2 separate regions of the Homo sapiens genome follow, and region 1 is linked to region 2. Evidence: chromatin loops called from intact Hi-C (ENCODE). Cell type or tissue: B cell. All regions are shown on one strand. Each heading gives the region's core, and the rest is flanking DNA. Links, peaks and the distances in the headings are about the cores only. Region 1 overlaps PSTPIP1 (proline-serine-threonine phosphatase interacting protein 1). Region 2 overlaps ETFA (electron transfer flavoprotein subunit alpha).

What was found. Hi-C counts contacts between places; a loop is a spot of excess contacts. Peaks named below come from ENCODE experiments on the same cell type or tissue, not always from the same donor. Only the 100,000 strongest peaks of a DNase experiment are listed, where the experiment ranks them.
Region 1: it touches region 2 in a loop (11-fold over the local background); 1 of 110 quality-filtered maps calls a loop at or near these places.

What each region holds. Positions count from the first base shown.
Region 1 is chr15:77,032,685-77,036,968 of GRCh38, reverse strand. It overlaps PSTPIP1 (proline-serine-threonine phosphatase interacting protein 1), which reads right to left. Exons shown (of 15, transcript NM_003978.5): 12 at 4,017-4,107; 13 at 1,406-1,461; 14 at 1,034-1,167. Among named protein-coding and RNA genes, the nearest start is that of TSPAN3, 36 kb to the left of the region's middle. RefSeq lists enhancers at 1,204-1,839, 1,840-2,477, 3,115-3,752. In B cell, for the core only: CTCF peaks have their summits at 1,496 and 1,697 (motif pointing left); a DNase peak (open chromatin) is centred at 1,688; H3K27ac peaks cover 3,469 bases.
Region 2 is chr15:76,233,276-76,237,748 of GRCh38, reverse strand. The region is part of intron 9 of ETFA (electron transfer flavoprotein subunit alpha); the gene reads left to right. Among named protein-coding and RNA genes, the nearest start is that of ETFA, 76 kb to the left of the region's middle. RefSeq lists an enhancer at 2,746-3,435. In B cell, for the core only: CTCF peaks have their summits at 2,143 and 2,347 (motif pointing left); a DNase peak (open chromatin) is centred at 2,358.

The DNA of each region.
Region 1 (4,284 bases), core at 1-4,000, 800 kb before region 2:
CCCACCCAGCAGTAAATGCGGCATGTCTCCCAGGGTGGGCAGGGGCAGCCCCTTGGGGACACAGGATGGGGGTAACCCAACGGACCGGGCCTCCCATCCCCCTCAGTTTGTCATCATAGTTCTCCCCCAACCTGGGTTTCTTCCCAGCCTCACCTCCCCTCTCCCATTCTGGAGACGCAGTGACTGGAGCATGTCAGGGGTCACGGGTGCTCATCATACCCCAAGCCCAGGGCACACTCATGCCTAAGCTTACCACAAGCCTCCCCTTTGCGGTCCCCAGCCCCAGCTAGCCACTGCCATCCAAGTACCCCATCACTCTCCTGGCCTGGCTTCCCTGCCTCCCCGAGCCCTGGCCTCATCAGTGGAGTCCACACCCAGCCTGCCTGGCTATGTGGGGGTGCTTGGCCTCAGTCCAGGTGGATGTGAGGTCTGGCTATGCATTCTTCCCCTCAAGCAGGGAGCAGAAAGGACTCTCATAGCTGCCCTGTGGCTGCCTTGGTTCATCCTCACCCTATGGACATCAGAAAATCAATCCTGGCACGATAGCAAGACTCATTCTGGCCACAGTTTTCCACACCCATGGCCACGAAGGACAGGGCCCTGACCCAAAGGCACAGAGCCTGGCCCTCAAGCTATGACCTGCAGGCAGCTCCAGGCTCTGCCAGCTCCCCGCACGTGTGCACCACTCAGCGCCCAGCCTGTGTGGACGGCATAGGTACATGTGCTCCACGTGTGTGCTGTGTACAGGCCCGGGCAGACACAGGCCTGCTGCACACCAGCTTCCAGTCAGTACATGCACACTGAGGCCCCGCAAGCCCTGGGTGCTGTTCTCAGAGCTCACATCCAAGCACACTCCCAGGTACCCTTGCTAGTGTGGACACACTCGGGCACACGTGCCCTCCTGAGGAGGAGAGGATGCTCGAAGATGAGTGAAACCATGAGGAGAGATGAGGACGCAAGGCACTGGATGGGAGAGGGAGCTCTCAGGTGCAGGGGAGGTGGCACAGGTGGGTTTGGGGTATAGAGGCCTCACCTGCGCTGTATAATCGTAGAGCGCCCGGTACTCCTGGGCTGGTGAGGCCGGGTTTCCCTGTATCTCCTGCACTGCGATGGCTGTGTAGACACCCTCATTCCGCTCGGGGGTGGGGGTCAGGGTCTCTGTGGACGCTAAGAGCAGGGTGAGACATAGACCCCTCCCCTTCTGGGGACACTGGCCCCTGGAAGTCCTACTAGAATGGGGTTTCTCCATGCTGGGCCCTGCCTCTTCCTTCTGCTGTCCACACTTGCTGTTGGGGGACACACACTTCCTCTTGAGGGCCTCAGTGGCCCCATCTGTGCCATGTGGGAGACCTCTCCTCCCCCCCAGGATCAGTGTGTTTGGGGGTCCCCTCCTGACCCCCTTTACCAGCAGAAGCTGCCAACGAAGTGGTCTTGGGACTTCCGTGCAGCAGTCCAGAGAACCTGGGAACAGGGAGGAAAGAGGGTGAGTGTCCCCGCCCCACACTCAGGGACCCACCAGGAGGGAGGGTTTAGACAGGGAGAGGTCTCAGAGCTGCACGCGCTCTGCCAGGGCTGGGACTGCCCCTAGCCTCCAGGCATGGATGTCATTTATGAGGTGCCCCTCAGGCAGGAGGGCTCCCCAGAAAGTAGTCCTGGTGGCTCCTCCTTCCCCAGCTACGCCCTCCACTGGCGCCCTCTGCAGGCCATCTCAGCACCTGCTCCCTGCAGGGCCCTTGGGAGGATCCTAGAACCCCCGAAGCTGTAGCTTCATTGGAAGACTCCCATGGCCCTTTGGGGGTTCTAGGACCTCCGCACTGAGGCCTCGTGGGAAGATGCCCAGTCCTCACCCTCCAGGCCCCTGCTCTAGCTTGCCCTAGCAGCTTCCCCCATGGGTAGGGGTGGGGGGTGCACTGCCACACAAAGCCTGGCTCACGTGCCCTGCTGAGGCCTCCACTGCCTGGGCCGAGCCAGCCCTCCTCCCTGTGGGCCCACGGTGATCAGGCCAGCTCAGCCACCCTGTTCACAGGAGTTCCGGGACAGCGCTGGGCTACTTTACCCCTGCCCCTGCACCAGGCTTAGGCCTGGACTGAGCTGGGGTCATGAAGGTTTACTGAATAAAGGAAAATAAAACAGAAGAGGCAGATGCGGCAGATGCTGGGGGCACCCCCTGAAGTGGGCAGTAGTGAGGGCTCAACAAGTAGAGGCTGACACTGCCTCCAAGGCAAGAGGGCTTCTTAGTGGGGTGGGGCTGAGTCTTCAAAGATGAGTGAAGCTTTACTAGGAGAGAAGGGGGAGCGAGGCACTGCAGGTGACCAGGAGAGGGAGGGCTCAGGTGCAGGGGAGGAGGCATGGCACAGGTGGGGTTTGTGGAGTGGAGTGGACCAATTTGGGTGTGTGGGGGACAGGACTGAAATAGAGACTGGACCAGACCCTGAGGGATCTTGAATGCAGGTGAGGGGCTGAGCCATGACTCAGGGGCCTGTGGGGGGCAGCCCTGCAATTCAAGGTGGCATGTGGGGGGCCTTTCCCACATGAGGCGCCGAGGGCCAAGGCCCCAGGAGTGCACACACATGCGCAGGGTGGACATGCGTGGACCCAGCACATGGGAGGGCCTGACACCAACACAGGCGGGCAGACACACGTGCCAGCTCCCCAGGCAGCAAAGGACAGGGTGCAAGCCAGCAGGGGCTGGGGACAGGTGGAGGAAGCGGCCAGGGCAGGGGGAAAGGGGTGCAGGGCTTGCTGAGCCATTGTGCTGCGTGCCCCCACACCTCTTTTCCCCAGACTGTCTACACTTCTGACTCCCAGTCACTGACCCCCGCCTCTTCCCAGTCCTGCCTGGCTTCTAGATGCCCCATCCAGAGGCCTGACCAGCCCCCTCCAGCAGCCAGGCCTCCCTCGGCCCTGCAGGACATCTCTCTCTCTCTCTCTAATCCTCTCTGGGGCCACTCCTTTCTGCCCCTTCCTGATACTGCTTCAGGTGAGCTCTTTTGTCCAGTTGCTTAAATGACCACCTTTGCTGGGATCCAGGTCCTCACCAGGCACAGGGAAGCCTGTCTCACAAGCTTTTGTAGCATGTGAGGCTGCGGGTGTGCTGCCTCCTGGGGTCACTGCTTGCACAAGATTCTCAAAGAGGGTGTGTGTGTGCCCTCTCTAAGCACGGGTGGTTCCCACGAGCCTCTGCCTCCCAGGAGTAGGAAGTTCCAGGGGCTCCTGAGGCCCTGGAATGAGCTGGTCCTTGGGAAGGGCCGGGAACTGCATCAGCCTCTCCCCACAGTCCACTACCTCCCAGAGGCAGGGCCTTCTTGGTTGAAGGGTGGCTGAAGAGTGGTGGCATGGCGGTGGGGGCACAGGCACCATGTGAAACCCACAGACCCTTGTGGATGCTCACAGGGCACATGGCCTCCCTCAAAGGCCTGGCTACGAGGGCTCCCTAAGCTGGCTATAGTGCTCCCAATGGGCTGTCACCTTCGTCACTCAAGGCCTGAACCAGGAGAGTCCTTAGATTCTGAATCTGACCCCAACACTCAGGGCCCTGGCCTTAGAGAGTGTGAATGACTTGCCCAGGTCACACATTGAGGCCCAGCACTAGGACCTTGGCACTTGACTGCAGCCAGGCCGGGGAAGGAGCCCTGGAAAAGCCTGGAGAATTCTCCAGATGCCCCAGTCCTGCTCCAGCCAGACAGCGTTGCCACTGCAGCCTGACAGGGCACCAGGCTCACATGAGGCCCCAGGGACAAGGAAGCCAGCATAGGGGCCTCCCCAGAGCTCGGAGCACCTCCCCTAGTGAATAATTGGGGTGTGATTATTCTAGTGTCTGGGTCCCTTGGGCTGAGGGTTCCATAGGCTGAACTGAGCCTATCTTGTCTCCACAGAGTGCCCAGCACCTAAACTGGGCACCAGATACAGACACATAGTAGGTGCTCAGTGAACGAGGAAGGGCCAGGTGCAGAGGAGGGGCTCGACCCACTTCCTGGCCCAGCCTTAGGCCCTCCCTCCGTCTGTCGGGGCCTCACCTCTTTATCATGCCGCAGGACGGCTGTATGCCAGGGCTGCTGGTCAGCGGGGTGACCTCCCGATCGTAATAGTTCTGGTAGGGCACCGGAGCTGCAGACAGCAAGCCGTGAGCCCCAGGGCGGCCCCCAACACCCCATTCTGGCCCTGCCAGACTCAGCTGGGGCCCTACATTCCCAATCTGGCCCTGGCCCATCCTGGTGCCTGAGGAGGTGCCTGTCTTGCTCCCATGAGAGACCCCACCGTAGGTACCATCAAGACCTAATATTC
Region 2 (4,473 bases), core at 165-4,164:
GTTTAGAACTATAACATTAAAAATGCCTTCTAGTTTAGAGATTTGATGATCATTTTAGAAATAATAGCATTATAGAAATATTTTGAGTACTTTATGTGCATCTTATTTTCATCATCACAACAATCCTATTAGCTGCAGGTATTTGTCTCCATTTTACACATAACAGCAGTTGAGCCTTTGAGAGATTGAATAATTTGCTCAAGAATGCAGATTGGTAAGTGGGAGAGTCAGGATCTGAACCCAGCTCTTATTTATTTAACTGTAATGATTGAATAATGTAGTAGTTTCTTTTACCTCCTCATTTTCAACTTTCTTGAGTTGAGATCTGAGCTTACTAATTTTCCATCATCCTTGTTTTCTAATATGTGTTTGAGGTTATAAATCCTTCTAAGTATCGGCCAGGCATGGTGGCTCATGCCTGTAATCCCAGCACTTTGGGAGGCCGAGGTGGGTGGATCACCTGAGGTCAGGAATTCGAGACCAGCCTGGCCAACATGGCAAAACCCCATCTCTACTAAGAGTACAAAAATTAGCCGGGCGAGGTGGCACGTTCCTGTAATCCCAGCTACTCAGGAGGCTGAGGCACGAAAATCGCTTGAACCCAGGAGGCAGAGGTTGCAGCGAGCCAAGATCGTGCCACTGCACTCCAGCCTGGGCAGCAGAGTGAGACTCTGTCTCAAAATCAATCAGTCTTTCTAAATACCACTCTAGCTGCATCCCACATGTTCTGATATACCCTTCCTTTTTTGGTGTTTTGTTCCATGTATTTTTAAATTTCCATTTTAATTTTTTTGACTCACATATTTCAGATACTTTTAAAATCTTTTTTAGAACTGTGAGTTTTTGAGGAAATATTTTTCAGGTCCATCTAGAGTTTTAAGAACTAAATATAAGTTACTGGAGAACAAAATTTGATAGAGAGTTGCTTTTTCAGAGTATAAACTGATCATGTTAAACCAGTAGTTTTCATCTGCTTTTGGTTTTCCTATAATGGGCCACACCACCTGAAATTTGATAGATTTTTGTCATCTATTTGTGACTCTCTATATTGGCTACTCTTGTTTAATGTTGCTGCCTCTAATGCTAATCTTCAGCTCTGCCACACTGCTGACTTTCCTTTTTGGTTCACGTTCCCATTGAGCATAATAGAACCTGTAAATGGTCTTGTTCTGAGCCAACAGAAGCAACACAGACACATAAGACAATGCCATTCTGTCTTTAGATCTGTTGTCAGACCATAGTCCACGGTTCCCTAGTGGAGTTTACAAGAAGGCTCTTTAGTTTGTTCTATGATTATTTTGGATTTGTGCTGCCCAGTATGATAACCTCTAAGCCACATGTGATTATTGGGTACTTGAAATATAGTTAGTCTGACCTGAGATTACATTATTAAAAATTAATTTTACCTGTTTATTTTTACTTTAATGTGGCCACTAGAAAATTTAACATTAAATATGTGGCTTACAAGATATATAAGTATAGATGTATCGAATAACTCTGTTTGGGGCTTAACAGTGATGAGCGAAAATGCAATGTAGCAGAGGACAGTTTTCCCCTTAGCTTCTACATGAAATTCTGGAAAAGCAGAGCTCAGATAATACATCTTAGAATTCCAGGTTTGGGCACGTGTTTTGGGTAAAGCAGGAGTGATGTTAGTATATACTTACTTTCTGAAGAAAGCAGCCAAAAACCTAATCATCCACCAGAGAACACTAGCCATGTTGAATCCACAGGTTGGTTAGATTTCTGTAAAAGTCTGAAGATTTCATTCCAATCATCCCTCTAATTCTCAGACATGCAGTTTTATCATTAAGCCAGGACCATTAAAACCTGCTTTAAAAGCTTGTTTTGTCTAAAGGACTTAAGGGAGCAGGAACAGATGGGGATAGATGGCAAAAGTGGGCCCCTGTTTGTCAGAAGGTAAAGATATTGTCCCCTAATCTGTTTTCTGCTCCTAACGGCTTTTCCACTTCTCAGTGGCAGGTAGGAAAGTGAGGGGCTGATGAGAGACTGTAGCTCTATCACACCTCTTTTCCATTTTCCTTTATTGGATTACAGATTTTTGTGACCTTGCCGTAACCTGTAATTGTTAGACTGTGAGCTTCTTGAGGACAGGGCACAGAGAATTAGTCATCTTTATATTACCTGTAAGGTACAGTAAGAATATCAACAACAGTAAAATCAGTTACCCAGTGCTGCTCAACTCTTTCCTATTATGGTACACTTAGACAGTTAGAATATTTGTACCACAGGGGATTCTGGCCACCCAGTACTTCAAGTCCACACAACTCTTTTGTACAAATTATAAAGTACTGGTGTCTCAAGTTACTTTACTGCCATCTGTTGGAAAGTTATTGTAATAAAAATGCAGGGCTATAGTGACTGTTAAGAGTGGTGCCCTCCTTCAGAGTTATTCAGTGTGCAGCCTGCTCAGCTGTACATGGTAGTCCTGAGGCTACCTCAGGAGCCCACCTGGCCACCTAGTGGGCTGAGAAAATCAATATTTGAATAAACCTCAACCCGTGAGTGACACATCAATGTGTCTTGGGAAATCTGATACTATGCTAAGGACGAGCCTCAACAGTAACCCTATAAAGCAGGAGTTCTTATAATTCCAGTGTTTTGGATGAGCAGTCTGAGGCATAGAGAGGTTACATGAATGGCCCATGGTCATGCAGCTATCAGATGGCAGAGGTGGGATTTGAATGGAGGCAATGAGGCTACAGAGCCTAGGTTCTTAACCACAGTGATACGGTAAACCTGTTAAACCGCATCAGATGCAACAGTTTCTCAGTCCTGCTGCCCTTTCTATCTCAGCCCACTGTAACTAGTTTAGACCTCAGCCCCTGAGTTCTTTGAATGAGTCTATAGGTTTTGGCAAAGGAAGAGGTATTTGTGCTTTTTTCTGCCAGTACTTGTTTGTGTTAAGGTTAAGTGCTATCCCTTCTCTATATTTCAGAATAAGCTCTGGTCCTCTTCCCATCCTGTGGCTTTACTTCTCCGCACAGCCCCTATTCTTGGCATCACAGAGTGATCAACTCAGACTGCTATCAGCCACCTGGGGTTGATCCATTCTCTTCTAAATTCTCACTCTTCTAGATTCTAAAGCCACGAGGCCTATCTCTAGGACTCTCCCTCCTTCTTTCTGTTTCTGTTGGTTCCTTTAATCCCCACCGTCCCCCACCACGCCTTGTATAACCCTTAATTGCTGTACTCCCTGGCAACATCTCTCACTTTCTCTCCAAATGGTCTTACTATCTGATTTAGAAGGAAAGTGCCTCAGGGAAGGGATTGTCTTGTTATGTTGTGAAGCAGCATCTGAAGTGCCCCATAAATTAGCATCTGTAGAGAGTTTTGTGTATACTAATTATTATTATTATTGAAATACAAAAATGCTTTCTGAACCATGAGGAATTAGACTAAGATATTAGTCTAATTGCCTGTACATGTTTTTTAAAAAGGAGGGAAAAAGCCTCTCTTCCTGAGAGAGCTATCAGAGCCTCAGAGCAGCCGCCAAAATCCCTATACTTGTTCTGGGTTATTGTTTCAGTGCTTTTATGTTTATTCAGAGGACCATGTTTGCAAGACAGTAAAATAAAGTCCTGTTGGTCATGTGGATCCATTTGGACCATTTATTGTGATCAGAAAGGTAGAAATGGCCCTGGAGCAACTGCCTTCAGTTTGTTTTGGCCCAGAATCTCTTATTTCCTTAGTGACACTTATGGTTAAAGTCAATGGAATTCATTTTTGGGGACACAGGGGGTTTTAAGTAATTTCATTTATATTATGTTTATGTTTACTGCCAGAGTGAATCAACATTTTTATTAGCATTTTATAATGCACATGGAGCTTTTAAGACTTGAATTTGCTGTAGACATGTATGACAGAAAGACTCGTTTACAGGACTACTGGTCTTTTCCAATGCTTGCTTTGAGAATATACCTAAAAGAGTGGTGTCTAGCTAAATAGCTTGCTTTAAAAATCTTTATGTTAGAATTTGTTTGCCGGGTTTTTCTGAATATGAATGTTAGTATATTTTGATTAACAGTTTAACAAATGTCCCTTTATGAATGAAATGCTAGTCAGAATAAACTGAGGTGACCTTAAAATTACCTATTGAAGGCTGGGCGCCGTGGCTCATGCCAGTAATCCCAGCACTTTGGGAGGCCGAGGTGGGTGGATCACAAGGTCAGGAGTTCGAGACCAGCCTGGCCAACATAGTGAAACCCCATCTCTACTAAAAATACAAAAATTAGCTGGGTGGGGTGGCATACACCTGTAGTCCCAGCTGCTCGGGAGGCCGAGGCGGGAGAATCGCTTGAACCTGGGAGGTGGAGGTTGCAGTGAGCCAAGACTGTGCCATTGCACTCCAGCCTGGGTGACAGAGTGAGACTCCATCTCAAAAAAAAAAAAAAAAAAAAAAGCCTATTGAATTACTTCTAAATCTTAAATAGAAAGTAGTGGAAGAAGTTT